Linked DNA regions of Homo sapiens: regions 1 and 3 are each linked to region 2. The links are chromatin contacts, found by Hi-C in ENCODE. All regions are on one chromosome and are shown on one strand. Each heading gives the region's core, a stretch centred on a gene start or an enhancer-like site at or near the end of the contact. The rest is flanking DNA. Distances are from core to core; before and after follow the strand shown. Region 1 has its middle 87 kb from the start of BCAS1-AS1. Region 2 overlaps BCAS4 (breast carcinoma amplified sequence 4). Region 3 has its middle 21 kb from the start of BCAS1-AS1.

What was found. Hi-C counts contacts between places; a loop is a spot of excess contacts on that map. Pooled maps may share reads with other maps.
Region 1: a map with no recorded cell type shows a loop between it and region 2 (9-fold over the local background). The contact joins two enhancer-like sites. A Hi-C loop is called at or near these places in 3 of 37 single-sample maps with no recorded cell type and 2 of 50 pooled maps.
Region 3: a map with no recorded cell type shows a loop between it and region 2 (4-fold over the local background). The contact joins two enhancer-like sites. A Hi-C loop is called at or near these places in 2 of 37 single-sample maps with no recorded cell type and 2 of 50 pooled maps.

What each region holds. Positions count from the first base shown.
Region 1 is chr20:53,826,643-53,831,169 of GRCh38, forward strand. No RefSeq gene overlaps it. Among named protein-coding and RNA genes, the nearest start is that of BCAS1-AS1, 87 kb to the right of the region's middle. RefSeq lists enhancers at 2,082-2,191, 3,458-3,602 and a cis regulatory region at 3,524-3,537. Within about 2 kb of position 2,914, at least 29 of the 41 ENCODE cell types and tissues checked have a DNase peak (open chromatin) inside an H3K27ac peak, as active enhancers do.
Region 2 is chr20:50,816,722-50,820,761 of GRCh38, forward strand. It overlaps BCAS4 (breast carcinoma amplified sequence 4), which reads left to right. Exons shown (of 5, transcript NM_198799.4): 2 at 1,490-1,561. Among named protein-coding and RNA genes, the nearest start is that of BCAS4, 24 kb to the left of the region's middle. RefSeq lists enhancers at 2,005-2,054, 2,065-2,114, 2,602-2,651, 3,635-4,040. Within about 2 kb of position 1,775, at least 22 of the 41 ENCODE cell types and tissues checked have a DNase peak (open chromatin) inside an H3K27ac peak, as active enhancers do.
Region 3 is chr20:53,892,302-53,896,544 of GRCh38, forward strand. No RefSeq gene overlaps it. Among named protein-coding and RNA genes, the nearest start is that of BCAS1-AS1, 21 kb to the right of the region's middle. Within about 2 kb of position 1,535, at least 7 of the 41 ENCODE cell types and tissues checked have a DNase peak (open chromatin) inside an H3K27ac peak, as active enhancers do.

The DNA of each region.
Region 1 (4,527 bases), core at 1,664-4,163, 3.0 Mb after region 2:
GAGCCCAAGAGATAGAGCCTGTAGTGTGCTGTGATTATACCACTGCACTCCAGCCTGGGCAACAGAGTGAGACCCTGTCTCAAGAAAAAAAGAAAAGAAAAGAAAAAAAGAGAAACCGGGTAGGAAGACAGGCCCACCACCCAAGTCAATGTGTTTTCTGAGCAAAGCAGAAGGAGATGGATCTACAGATGCGATCTGTACTATGAACAATTTCAGTGGCTGCAACGTTGTGCAGTGCTTTAATTTCTCACAAAATAATTTTGGGAGAGGGTTCATAAAAACTGGGAAATACCTGTGAAAATGTGAGATTAATGTAAGTATCGTAGCAGAACCAGAATAAATGAAAGCTCTCTAGTGTCATGATGAAAACTATTAACTATTACTATTAACTATTAACTAAGACTGTGTCTGATTCATTGCTTGTAACACAATCCTTGAAACTGGGTGATTTATAAGAAACAAAATTTACTCCTTACAGTTCTAGAAGCTGGTTGAGGAGAGTCATCTGGTGAGAGGCTTCTTGCTGATGGGGCCTCTGCAGAGCCGCAAGGCTGCACAGGGCATCACATGATCACATGGCACAAAGGCTGAGCATTCTAGCTCAGGTCTCTCTTCCTCTTCTTATAAAGACACCAGTTCCACTCCCATAACAACCCATTAGCCCATTAATCCATGAAAGAATTAATTCATTCATGAGGACAGAGCCCTTGTGACCTAATCACCTCTTAAAGGTCCAACCCCTCAATACTGCCACATCGGCAATTAAGTTTCAACAAGAGTTTTGGAGGTGACGAACACTCAAACCATAGCAGACTGAAATACCAAGTTTTATTTTGGCTCAATATTGTACTAGGTACATGATCATTCTTAAATTATTTAATCTTTGAAATCATTGGTTTCCTCCAGTATAAAAGATGATAAATGATATCAGGCAACCAATTGCTGATGTATGTGAAACTGTGAAGTACTAGGCAAATGGAATATTATTTAAACATACTCTTCAATTAGTTGAATATGAAAGCTACTTTGGTGACTTCTGATTTTTTAGAATCAGAAAATTTCCTCCCTTCCTTTCTTCTTCCCTCCCTCTTCCCTCCCTCCCTCCTTCCCTCTGTCCCTCCCTCCCTCCTTCTTTCTTCCTCCCCATCCTCCTCCCTCTTTGTCTCTTCTTAATTTTTTCTTTCATCTTCTTTTTGGCTTGTTGGTTAATGTAGAGATATAAGTGTTGTAACAAATAAGTTACTATTATTTTCTAGTATGTTCCAAGAAGCAAAAAAAAAAATATTGCTTGCCTGATTTATTACCAGTTTATTCTGTTCCTGCTGTTAAAAAATTAGGGAAAAAAAAGGGAAAGGAAAGAAAAACATTTCCAGTTCGTTGAGCTAACTGGTGGGTGAGAGGCTGAGAAATGATACCATCCTTGCGAAGGCAGATATTATGTCCCAAGAGCACACGATGTGTATGTTCTCAACCTTCTGGCTCTGTTCCACCTTGGTAATAATCCAACCAGTTAATTCCGTGGGACTTAAGCTTCTGGTCTTTGTCTGAACAAATCAGAAATTGCCAGAAAATGTTAGAACAAATTGTAGATCCCAGTTGTAGTGAAGGGTAGAATATATCCCAGAAACAAAACAAATGACTTAATCCATTGTCAGATGTGGGGGCTCTATGATTCATCCCTTAAAAGAGAATTATGGTAGGGCTTACTTCCCAAGTGAAAGAAAGACAATGTGCTCTTCCATCTAATCCGATTGTAGGAAAATTTCGGAATGTCACCTTTTAGAGTAAACATTGCTTGACTCTTAGATTAGGTCTGTAATTTATGGTGCAGGATCTCCTTTAGAGTTTTCAGTAAAGAATGCTGTATTTGTTCCTTTTCTGTTTGCAAAAATAGGCGTTTGGGTGTGACATCCCTTAGGGTGATCATTATCAGTGGATCATTTTACATATTCTTGTGCCAATTCTAAAATAAGCACATATATTTCTCAACCAGTTGAGTATCTCCTAAATGATGCTTTCTTCTCAGTGGGAAGCTTTGGATACTTATGAAAAAAAAAATCAGAGTTCTTTAAGTTGGAGAGTCCACGCTGATATTCATCACAATTTGCATTTGAATAGTACAAACTACAGGAAACCATGGTTGGGGGGGGAGGTGAAATTTTTATTATGTGCTTGGCGAGGAGTCTCTGAGTGTTTATAGTTTGGGAACGGATACTAGCAGAAGGCTTTCTGTTGTTGTTAGGGACGGCTCACATTCCCTTCCCACCCACTCACTGCCATCTACAGCTCAGCTTTGGAGTCAGAATAGCACTTTTCCTACGTTTAGTAGGACTAAGAAAGATTTTTTTTTCTCCCCTTGGCATATTCCTGCAGCTGGATATTAGGGAAGCAAGGAAGCTGTTGAATAGCTTTCTAGCTAACCACATTCATAGTATTCTTTCTCATCTTCCTTCAGAGTTTCTGTTTAGTTTTGTTCTGTTCTAAGGACCTATTTCCTCTCTAATGAAATTTTCGTAGGACCCTGTTGTTTGAATGTTTGTTTCTGGACCCTTTGAGGTTTCTTTACTGGCATTGTTATTTTGATTGGAGAGCCAATTTGCTATCTGTGAACTTTTGCAGATGCGTGAATCGTGAGTGAGATAGAGAGGTGACATATATTTGAGTGTGTGGTATGGGGGAGAGAAAGAGTCACTTTTTGTGCTCTTCCGGGCACGTCTTCAAACACACCATGCTGTCCCCCACACAGTGAGTAGAATTATCCCAACTGTTTTTAAGTTTTAAAGTGCTAACAAACAGAAAAAACAATGAAAATAATTTTCTCTTCAAGGATCTCTGAGAACTCTGGCCACACCTCATTCTTAAAAGCATAATATGTGAGTGACTAGGACAGAATTCTTTCCCTGGATTCCCTTAGAGAATGTCTCACGAAATAACGTCTCATGGCAATGAATCATCGGCTCAGGATCCGACCAGTAAGCCACTGGCCACATTTCTATTTTTAAGAGTCACTAGGAAAAGTTGGAAATAATTTTAGAAAATAAAGAAAATACTCTTTGGCCTTTCTTTCATTTTCTTTTCATTTGGGGAGTAAGTGGAGAATGGGGGAAGAGATCTCATGTCTTTGATTCATGTAAAGCCAAGTTCTGGAAATATAGCAAACGCAGGAGAACTCTTTCTTAAGTGGTAGGAACAGTCCTAATTCCCACAGTTTAGGTTATCTGGTCTATTTCAAGGTTTTGGTGCGTGAGGTTTGGTGTCAACAGCATGATATGATCTGTGGTATACTTAGGGTTCCCAAATATGAATGTAGAAGCATTGAAATAATTTATTTTATTGGATTTGAATTCACTAAATATAGCCCTTGAGTCATGTATAAAATCTCATTGTTCTAATATGAAACAAATGCTGAGTTTATTGTCAAGCCTAATTAACATGTCATGAACATGGGGCACCTGTAAATGATAGAATCTGAGTTAACAACAGCTCTCTGACTGTGTGCACGGGCTGTTTGGAGGGCTTCTTCATGCTCAAAGTTCAACGGCATTTAGAGTTTCAACAGTTCACTGCTTCAATTTTTGTTTACTTTCGTTTCCCCTGGGCAGAACTCTCTAATCTGGGTTTAACTTTTTATACTATACTTGTGAGAGGTGCTCAAATTACCCTACTCCAATAATAGCATACTCTTCATATGGGAAATTTGAAAAGTGCCTCTGCCCACTCTATACAGAATTTCCTGTGCTGTACATTTATCCTGCTGAGACAGGAAACACAATTATTGTTTGGAATTAAGCTAGACCCTTGAGGAACATGAAGTTCTGCTTATGGTTTCCCCACCCCCCTCCATCATCAGACATGGGTGTTGTTTTATCAGAAATAAATAAAAACGGATAATGTAGCTACAAATAGCTACAGGGAAGGAAAAATCTATTTGTAAGATTTTTATTACTTGTGCCTAAATAAGATGGTTCTCTGAACATTTGCTGACTGTTTACAAGAGAAAAATAATTATTCCTGGCTTGTAAGCCTGTCAGGCCATCACAGAAGAAGGTACAAACTATTTCCACATTTTTTAACCCCCTCAGTTTCTCTATGATTATTCGTTGACTATTTTAGCTGGTGACACAATGAAAAAACAGAGTCTAAGCAATTTCTCTAGGAATCAAGATTTATCTGCATTTTTTTTTTTTTTTTTTTTTTGGCCAGAGTGGCGTGATCTTGGCTCACTGCAACCTCCGCCTCCCAGGTTCAAGCGATTCTCGTGCCTCAGCCTCCCAAGTAGCTGGGATTACAGGCATGTGCCACCATGTTCAGCTAGTTTTTGTATTTTCAGTAGAGACGGGGTTTTGCCATATTGGCCAGGCTGGTCTTGAACTCATGATCTCAGGTGATCTGCCCACCTTGGCCTCCCGAAATGCTGGGATTACCGGCATGAGCCACCATGCCCGACCTTGCATCTTTGGATAATCAAATATTACCTCTTCAGAAAAGACTTCCATGGAAGCCCCTTATGAAATACTGCCAGAGCCC
Region 2 (4,040 bases), core at 525-3,024:
TCACTGCTTACTGCAGCCTCAGCCTCCTGGGTAGCTGGGACTACAGACATGCACCACCATGCCTGGCTAATTTTTTTTTTTTTTTTTTTTTTTTTTTTTTTGAGACGGAATCTCGCTCTGTCGCCCAGGCTGGAGTGCAGTGGTGTGACCTTGGCTCACTGCAGCCTCCGCCTCCCGGGTTCAAGCGATTCTCTTGCCTCAGCCTACTGAGTAGCTGGGACTACAGGTGTGTGCCACCACACCCGGCTAATTTTTGTATTTTTAGTAGAGATGGGGTCACCACATTGTCCAGAATGGTGTCGATCTCCTGACCTCGTGATCTGCCCGCCTCAGCCTCCCAAAGTGCTGGGATTACAGGCGTGAGCCAGTGCACCTGGGCTAATTTTTTTTTTTTTTTAAAGGGATGGAGTCTCACCATGTTGCCCAGACTGGTCTCGAATTCCTGGACTTAAGTGATCTTCCTGCCTCGGCCTCCCAAAATGTTGGGATTACAGGCATAAGCCACTGCTCCCGGCCATGGACCCTTTACATAACATAAAAAATTCAAGTTTCCCTTGTCAGAGTCCCTTTCCCAACTCCTCCTGCCCAGGGCTAAGTAAGCCCTGTTAATAGGGTTTCCAAAGAAACTATGGGATGCCCGGTTGAATTTGAATTTCAGATAAACAACAAATTTTTTAAGTATAAGCACATCTCTTAACTATTAGCAGTCTGGCACATATCATTCCAGGCCTTTCTCTGTGAAGACATGTACTTTTTTTTGAGACGGAGTCTCGCTCTGTTGCCCAGGCTAGAGTGCAGTGGTGCAATCTTGGCTCACTGCAGCCTCCGCCTCCTAGGTTCAAGCGATTCTCCTGCCTCAGCCTCGGAGTAGCTGTGACTACAGGCACACGCCACCATGCCCGGCTAATTTTTGTATTTTGAGTAGAGACGGGGTTCTGCCATGTTGGTCAGGCTGGTCTCAAACTCCTGACCTCAGGTGATCCGCCCGCCTCACACATTTTTTTTGGTATGGTTTGTATCTGACACCGTCTGCAGCTTGCTTTTCCTCTCCGGGGTATCACCGGGGCCACTGTGTTTATTAGAGCAGGCTGTGAGGTTGTGGACTCCATCTGGATTAGGATCCTTGCCCCGCTGTTTGTTAACTGTGTGATCTTGAGCAGGTTACCCCACCTCTCTGAGCCTCCGTGTCCTCATCTGTACAACGTGGAGGATACGGGTAGCTTTGTTATTTCCTGTATTTGTTGATCTTGTCTCTTTTGAAAGCTGCATAGAATGGAGAGGCCGTGGTGGCTTTAACCAGTCCTCCGTGATGGGCGCCAGGACTGCTGCCTGTTTATTGCTCTTTCAAAGGAGGCAGTGGAAGGGGGTCGAGCAGGAACCGGGCACATAATCCTAAGACTTAGTTTGCTTTAAAAAAAAAAAAAAAATGAAGGGTGTTTGTCTCCCTGGAAACCACTTGCTAATCTCCAGGATATCGTCTCTTTTTCAGGCGAAGGAGGTGGAGGAGACCATCGAGGGCATGCTCCTCAGGCTGGAAGAGTTTTGCAGCCTGGCTGACCTGGTGAGTGGCTGCCTGGAAGGCGTGGGTTTAGGCCCAGGCCAGACTTCAGGCCCTTGCTGGAGTTTTCTGCGGAAGCCATTTTGGTGGTGAGTTAGCAACCAGGAGGAATGGGGCAGCGGCCAGCGCTGAGAGGAAAGCCACGTGCAAACACTCCCTCCTCTCTCTCTCTCTCGCTCTCTCTCTCTCACTCAACCCCAAGTGCTTCCTGAGGCGGCCATCTTGATCTCGTCCTTCCCTCGAGATGGTTTTTATTCCGCAGAGGAGCCAGGAGTGGACCACAAGGTGGCACTCTCGGGCACCGATGCAGGGAGCCGTTCAGCGGGGACGCTAGACTATATTTAACTTTCCTCAGCTCTGCACCGTCCCCTGTGCAAACATGGAGACAGCCAGGAAATGGCTTCAGGCCTGCGAGGCCTAGGAGGAGCCTCTTGCCCAGGCCACAGCCCGTGGTGGAGTTGGGCATCGAGTTCCTTCCTGAATCCTTCTGTTCTCTCTGCTTTTACCTCCTACTCTGTCTGGTTGGCCCAAATCTACTAGCCTGGCTGAGGAGGAAGATGGAAGACAATGGCCCAGAAGACAAAGCCTCCCACGCCAGAGTCTCTAGAAATCGCCTCTAGAGGCTGGGTGCAGTGGCTCACACCTGTAATCCCAGCACTTTGGGAGGCCAAAGCGGGCAGATCACTTGAGGTCAGGAGTTCAAGACCAGCCTGACCAACATGGTGAAACCCTGCCTCTACCAAAAATACAAAAATTAGCCGGGTGTGGTGGCAGGCGCCTGTAATCTTAGCTACTCAGGAGGCTGAGGCAGGAGAATTGCTTGAACCCGGAAGGTGGAGGTTGCAGTGAGCTGAGATTGCGCCACTGCACTCCAGCCTGGGTGATAGATCAAGATTGTGTCTCAAAAAAAAAAGAAAAGAAAAAGAAATTGCTTCTAGATCCCAGTGTTCCTAGGATTGCTGCCAGCCAGGTGTGGAGCCCCCAGGAGTGCTGATAGAATTTTCTAGAAGCTCCCAAGCTTATTAGAGGCAAACCAGTAACCTGGGCTTGAGGTGTCTGCCTGGAGGCCCAAAGGGTAGAGCTCCATATTGTGACCAGGCCCTGTGTCTCCCCAGAGTGGAGGAAGCCTGGCCACCTGGGCCCAGTGGTGTGCGTTTATGTCCCTGAGAAGCACCGTGTCCGGACCCTGAGAGTGTTTGTGAGAACCCAAGGGAGTAACAGTAACAGCAGCCCCAGATGTTCATTGAACGCCTTTCTTTGTGCCCGGCACAAAGCCACCCTAGACAGCAGGCACTGAGTCATCCCTACCTATTCAGCGGACCTCGGCCCAGCCTCTAGGGTCACAGCAGAAATCCCAAGAGGACCTATATGGTTTCTTCTCTTGAGTCAATTTTTACGTTCAGATGTGGGTCCAGGTGGGAGCTAGGTAACAAGACAGGCTTTTAACAGCCTGGATTGTCCTTTCTTTACCACCACGCATTGGACTCTTTCTTTCTCTTTCTGTCTTTGTCTTTCTGTCTTTCCGTCTTTCTGTCTTTCCGTCTTTCCCTCCGTCCCTCCCTTCCTTCCTTCCTTTCTTCCTTCCTTTCGAGATAGAGTCTCGCTCTGTCCCCCAGGCTGGAGTGCCGTGATGCAATCTCGGCTCACTGCAACCTCTGCCTCCCGGGTTCAAGTGATTCTCCTGCCTCAGCCTCCTGAGTAGCTGGGATTACAAGCATGCACCACCATGCCTGGCTAATTTTTGTATTTTTAGTAGAGACAGCATGTTGACCAGGCTGGTCTTGAACTGCTGGCCTTAAGTGATCCTCCCGCCTCGGCCTCCCAAAGTGCTGGGATTGATTATAGGCGTGAGCCACCATGCCCGGCTGCATTGGGCACTTTCTCATGAATGGGCCCCGTCATAAACTTGAGTATGCAAAGAGAGTTCAGTCCATCTCCATTCCCATCAAGCCCCAGTGTATGTGGGGAGACTGATTTGGGTATCAGTTGGTGCCGTCCCATGCTACAGTGCTGTTGTCAAGGTAAGGTCAAGGTGTGAAGGGATTCCAGAGCCAGGGGTGCTAAGTCCTGCCTAGGAAATTGGGAAGGCTTCGTATAACAGGTGGTGATGAATCTGGGGCTGTAAGGAGAAATAGAGAATTCAACAGATGGGGAAGGAGTGCATTCAGGCAGAGGGACCAGCCTGTGCAAAGGCGGGGAGGCCAGGGATGTGGTATGGCTGGGCACTGGGTGAAGGATCGTGGTTGCGGGCAGGGAAGGCAGGTCGGGAGGATGGTGTGGATGGATGCTCCAGGGACACCTTTGTTTTCAAATCCCATCCCGTCATCCACATGGGCATTCTGCGCAAGGAGACCCAGCATCAGCCTGAAGAGGGCTGGGGGCAGAAGTCCATGTGGACAGGCGGAGAGACCCATGTGGCCCAGCCCTGAAAAACCATCACAGCTTCCTGTGGTGGGAAGTGTGTGTGTCTGTGTTGCCAGGA
Region 3 (4,243 bases), core at 285-2,784, 3.1 Mb after region 2:
ATAGAGATGATGTCTGTCCAATGCTTAGTGCAAAAGAGAACCCAAGACATGGAAGTTTAGTTAGGTAGCTTAAAAACAATATTATTGGCCTGGCGCAGTGGCTCATGCCTGTAATCCCAGCACTTTGGCAGGCTGAGGTGGGCAGATCACCTAAGGTCAGTAGTTCAAGACCAGCCTGGCCAACATGGTGAAATCTCATCTCTACTAAAAATACAAAAATTAGCTGGGTATGGTGGTGGGTACCTGTAATCCCAGCTACTTGGGAGGCTGAGGCAGGAGAATCACTTGAACCCAGGAGGCAGAGGTTGCAGTGAGCTGTGATTGTGCCACTGCACTCCAGCCTGGGTGACAGGGCAAGACTCTGTCTCAAAAAAATAAAAAATAAAAATAATATTGTTGCCTCTATCTCCCCTTTCCCTTTCCCCTTCTCTTTCCCTCCCCTCCCCTCCCCTCCCCTCCCCTCCCTTCCCCTCCCTTCTCCTCCCCCTCCCTTCCCCTCCCTTCTCCTCCCCCTCCCTTCCCCTCCCCTCTCCCTTCCCCTCCCCTCCCCTCCTCTCCCTGGCATCTTTTAAAGTGGGTGACAATGGGGTAAGGGTTTAGATCTAGGCTCTAAGTTTAGGCTACCCAGGTTCAACTTCTAATATTGTCACATTAGCTGCTTCCACTTGGGTCCACCTCACCCCTGTAAGCCTCAAGTTCCTCCTCATTTGTAAAAATCGTAGTGTGATACTATCTGCCTTGCCAAGTGCTGGGTGGATTAGAAACAATCATGCATGCATAGCACACGGTAAACGATCACTATTAAGCCACTCCCACATGTCCATTATTGAAGCAGGTGGTGTGAACAAGAGAGGCATGTATGGTCTTTGTTCACAAGCATCTCTCCCTCTCTCCCTCAGCCTTTCTTTCTCTGTCTTTTACACACACACACACACACACACACACACACACACACACACCAGTTAATGACATCAAGGGGGAAGTTAGGAAAGATGAAAAATTGGAGACCAAGACGGTCATAACATGGTTCTAATTTGTGGTTAAGAAATTCATGAAGGAATAGGTCAATGTGTACCCAGAGAAAGGAAAGATTCACTTATGAAGAACGTGGGAGTGAATCACAAGACTGTCACTGTCTGCAACCCTTGAAGGGGCCCCTTGACCATCTTGCTGGGCGATTTGAATCACCAGATGTGGTCTACCACAGTGTCTCTCATGCCGCTGCTCACATATGAACTTCATGATTTTTGCCATATCTCTTGCTGCCTTGTTTAGTGTTGACTTAAGATTTTTCTTTCATTATTTGGATATTGACTACACTGACATAAAAAGGAAACTTTATGTCACTATGGTAAATGGGAGGCTGATTTTCTTGCCACAGATAGAAACTGTGAAAAAAATACATACCGTTTTTTTTTTTAAAGAATGCTTTTTTTAAACTTTTTTTTTAGGTTCAGGGGTACACGTGCGGGTTTGTTATATAGGTAAATTGTGTGTCATGGGGTTTTGGTGTACAGATTATTTTGCCACCCAGGTAATAAGTATAGTACGAATAGGTAGTTTTTCCATCCTCTCCCCACCCCACCCTCCACCCTTAAGTATATATGTGTTCATGAAAATACACAACTATTAAAAGTAATACAGCCAGGTGCAGTGGCTCATGCCCGTAACCCCAGCACTTTGGGAGGCCGAGGCGAGCGGATCACCTGAAGTCAGGAGTTTGAGATCAGCCTGGCCAACATGGTGAAACCTCGTCTCTACTAAAAATACCAAAATTAGCCGGGCGTGGTGGCGTGCGTCTGTAATCCCAGCTACTCGGGAGGCTGAAGCAGAAGAATTGCTTGAACCCACGAGGCAGAGGTTGCAGTGAGCCAAGATCGCATCACTGCACTCCAGCCTGGGCAACAGAGCGAGACTCCACCACAAAAAAAAAAAAAAGAAAAAAAAGTAATACATAATGTTGCCGATAGCTCTCTGAATACCCTTCTGTATCCCACCAGTGTTTGGTATAACATACTTCAGGGTGCACCACTCTTGCAGAAAAAGCTGAAAATTCTGTATCTTTAGTTATTTGATTTTTTTTTTGTTTTAGAAATGGGGTCTGGCTCTGTCACCCAGGCTGGAGTGCAATGGTGCCATCATGGCGCACTGCTGCCTGAATGTCCTGCACTCAAGCTATCTTCCTGCCTCAATCTCCCTAGTAGCTGGGACTACAAGGCGTGAGCCAACACGCTGGCTGGATTTCTGCATCTTTAGGTTCTTAATCCTTAACCTTTTTGCTTCTCAGTTTCTCATCATTAGAATGGGGCTGTTTCACTGTGCACAGTGTCTCACACCTGTAATCTCAGCACTTTGGGAAGCCAAGGCGGGAGAATCTCTTGAGGCCAGGAGTTTGAGATCAGCCTGGGCAACAAATCAAGATCTCCATCTCTACAAAAAATTTAGCCAGGCATGGTGGTGTGTGCCTGTAGTCTTAGCTATTGAGGAGGCTGAGGCAGGAAGATCACTTGAGCCCAGGAAGTTGAGACTGCAGTGAGCTGTGACCACACCACTGCACTCCAGCCTCGGCAACAGAGCAAGACCCTGTCTCAAAAAAAAAAAAAAAAAAAAGAGTGAGGATGTTTATAAAAAGAGTCATTATTATTGAGAAATGACTGAGCTGAGCATTTTGCACCCATTCGTTAATATAGCCTTCATAAAGTTTCCATAATGATGTGGTATTATTGAGGTGGTATCTATGAGGCCACCGAGGCACAAAGAGGTAGTTTTGTTCTGTCACACAGCTTGTCACTGCAAGGAGTGCGAACCCAAGACCATCTGAACATGAAGCCTTGACATCCTGCAGTCCTGCCTCTCTGTGCTAGCCACTTCATGGGGGCTGAGAGCAGCCGAATTAACTAACGATGAAGAAGATGCACTGGGGATAAAGAGGAGAGGCTACTTACTGGTGCTTGCCGTGGGCCAGAGACTCCTGGAAGTACTTTTTCTGTATCAACTCATCTCATCCTCATCATAGACGTATAATGGAAGTCTTAGTATTATTCCCATTTTACAAATAAGGATGTTGAGGTACAGAACCTTTAATTAACTTGCATCCAGTAAGTGCTGAACCTGAATTGGAACCTAAGGGGTCTGGTTCCAGAGCCTGTCCCCCAACCTGATAAAGGCATCACACAGATGGTACAACTGTTTATATCATCACCGGTGACAGTTTCAACTCTGCAACTGAAGACTTATCTGTCTGCCTCAGGCTCTTATTTAGCCCCTGCCTGGCCCTACCTTGCTTGATTTCTTTTTTATTATAAGATGGAATTCAGATGACGTGAGCCTTCTAAGGAATTAACTTTGTGGCAGGAAGGTGCTCATTCGTTCATTCACCTAACCAACATAATTGGTGTCTAGCTATGCAAGACACTGCACTGTGTGTCAACAAAACAGGAAAGCGGTTGTGTGTGATGGTTCAGATGGGAGACACAACAACCACACAGACCCAAGATCCACACCCCACATCCATATTCGTTAGCTTGCAGGAGTTCTGGTCTGAACTTCTCCAAGCATCTGTTTCCTCATTCTTATTCCTATAAAATAAGATGACTAAACTTGTCCATAATTTATTTTTTTCCTATAATTTTTTTTTTTTTTTTTGAGATGGAGTCTTGCTCTGTCACCCAGGCTGGAGTGCAGTGGCGTGATCTCGGCTCACTGCAACCTCCACCTCCAGGGTTCAAACAATTCTCCTGCCTCAGCCTCCCAAGTAGCTTGGATTACAGGCAGACACCACCATGCCAAGCTAATTTTATTATTTTTGTAGAAACGGGGTTTCACCATGTTGACCAGGCTGGTCTTGAACTCCTAACCTCAAGTAATTTGCCCATCTTGGCCTCCCAAAGTGCTGGTATTATAGGCGTGAGCCACCGCGCCTGGCCTTTTTCCATAATTTACTTTTTGAAGAGAATGTTCTAGGTGGATGTTTACTGTATACATACCTTCTTAATTGATTGTCTTCTGTTGAGTAGGAGAGTATCGTTATAATTTTCACCTTCCTATCCCCCTGATTATAAAAATAATACAGGCCCACAATCCTGTATCCCCGACCCAGGGGCCAGATGCATTTTGTAAGCCAAATTTTTTGCGCTTTTAGATGCATTTTGTTTACACTAAATGTCAAATAATACATGAATACCTCTTCAGAGAAATGTATGGATAGTCACACCACCTGAGAACATTAAAGACTTCATGGAAA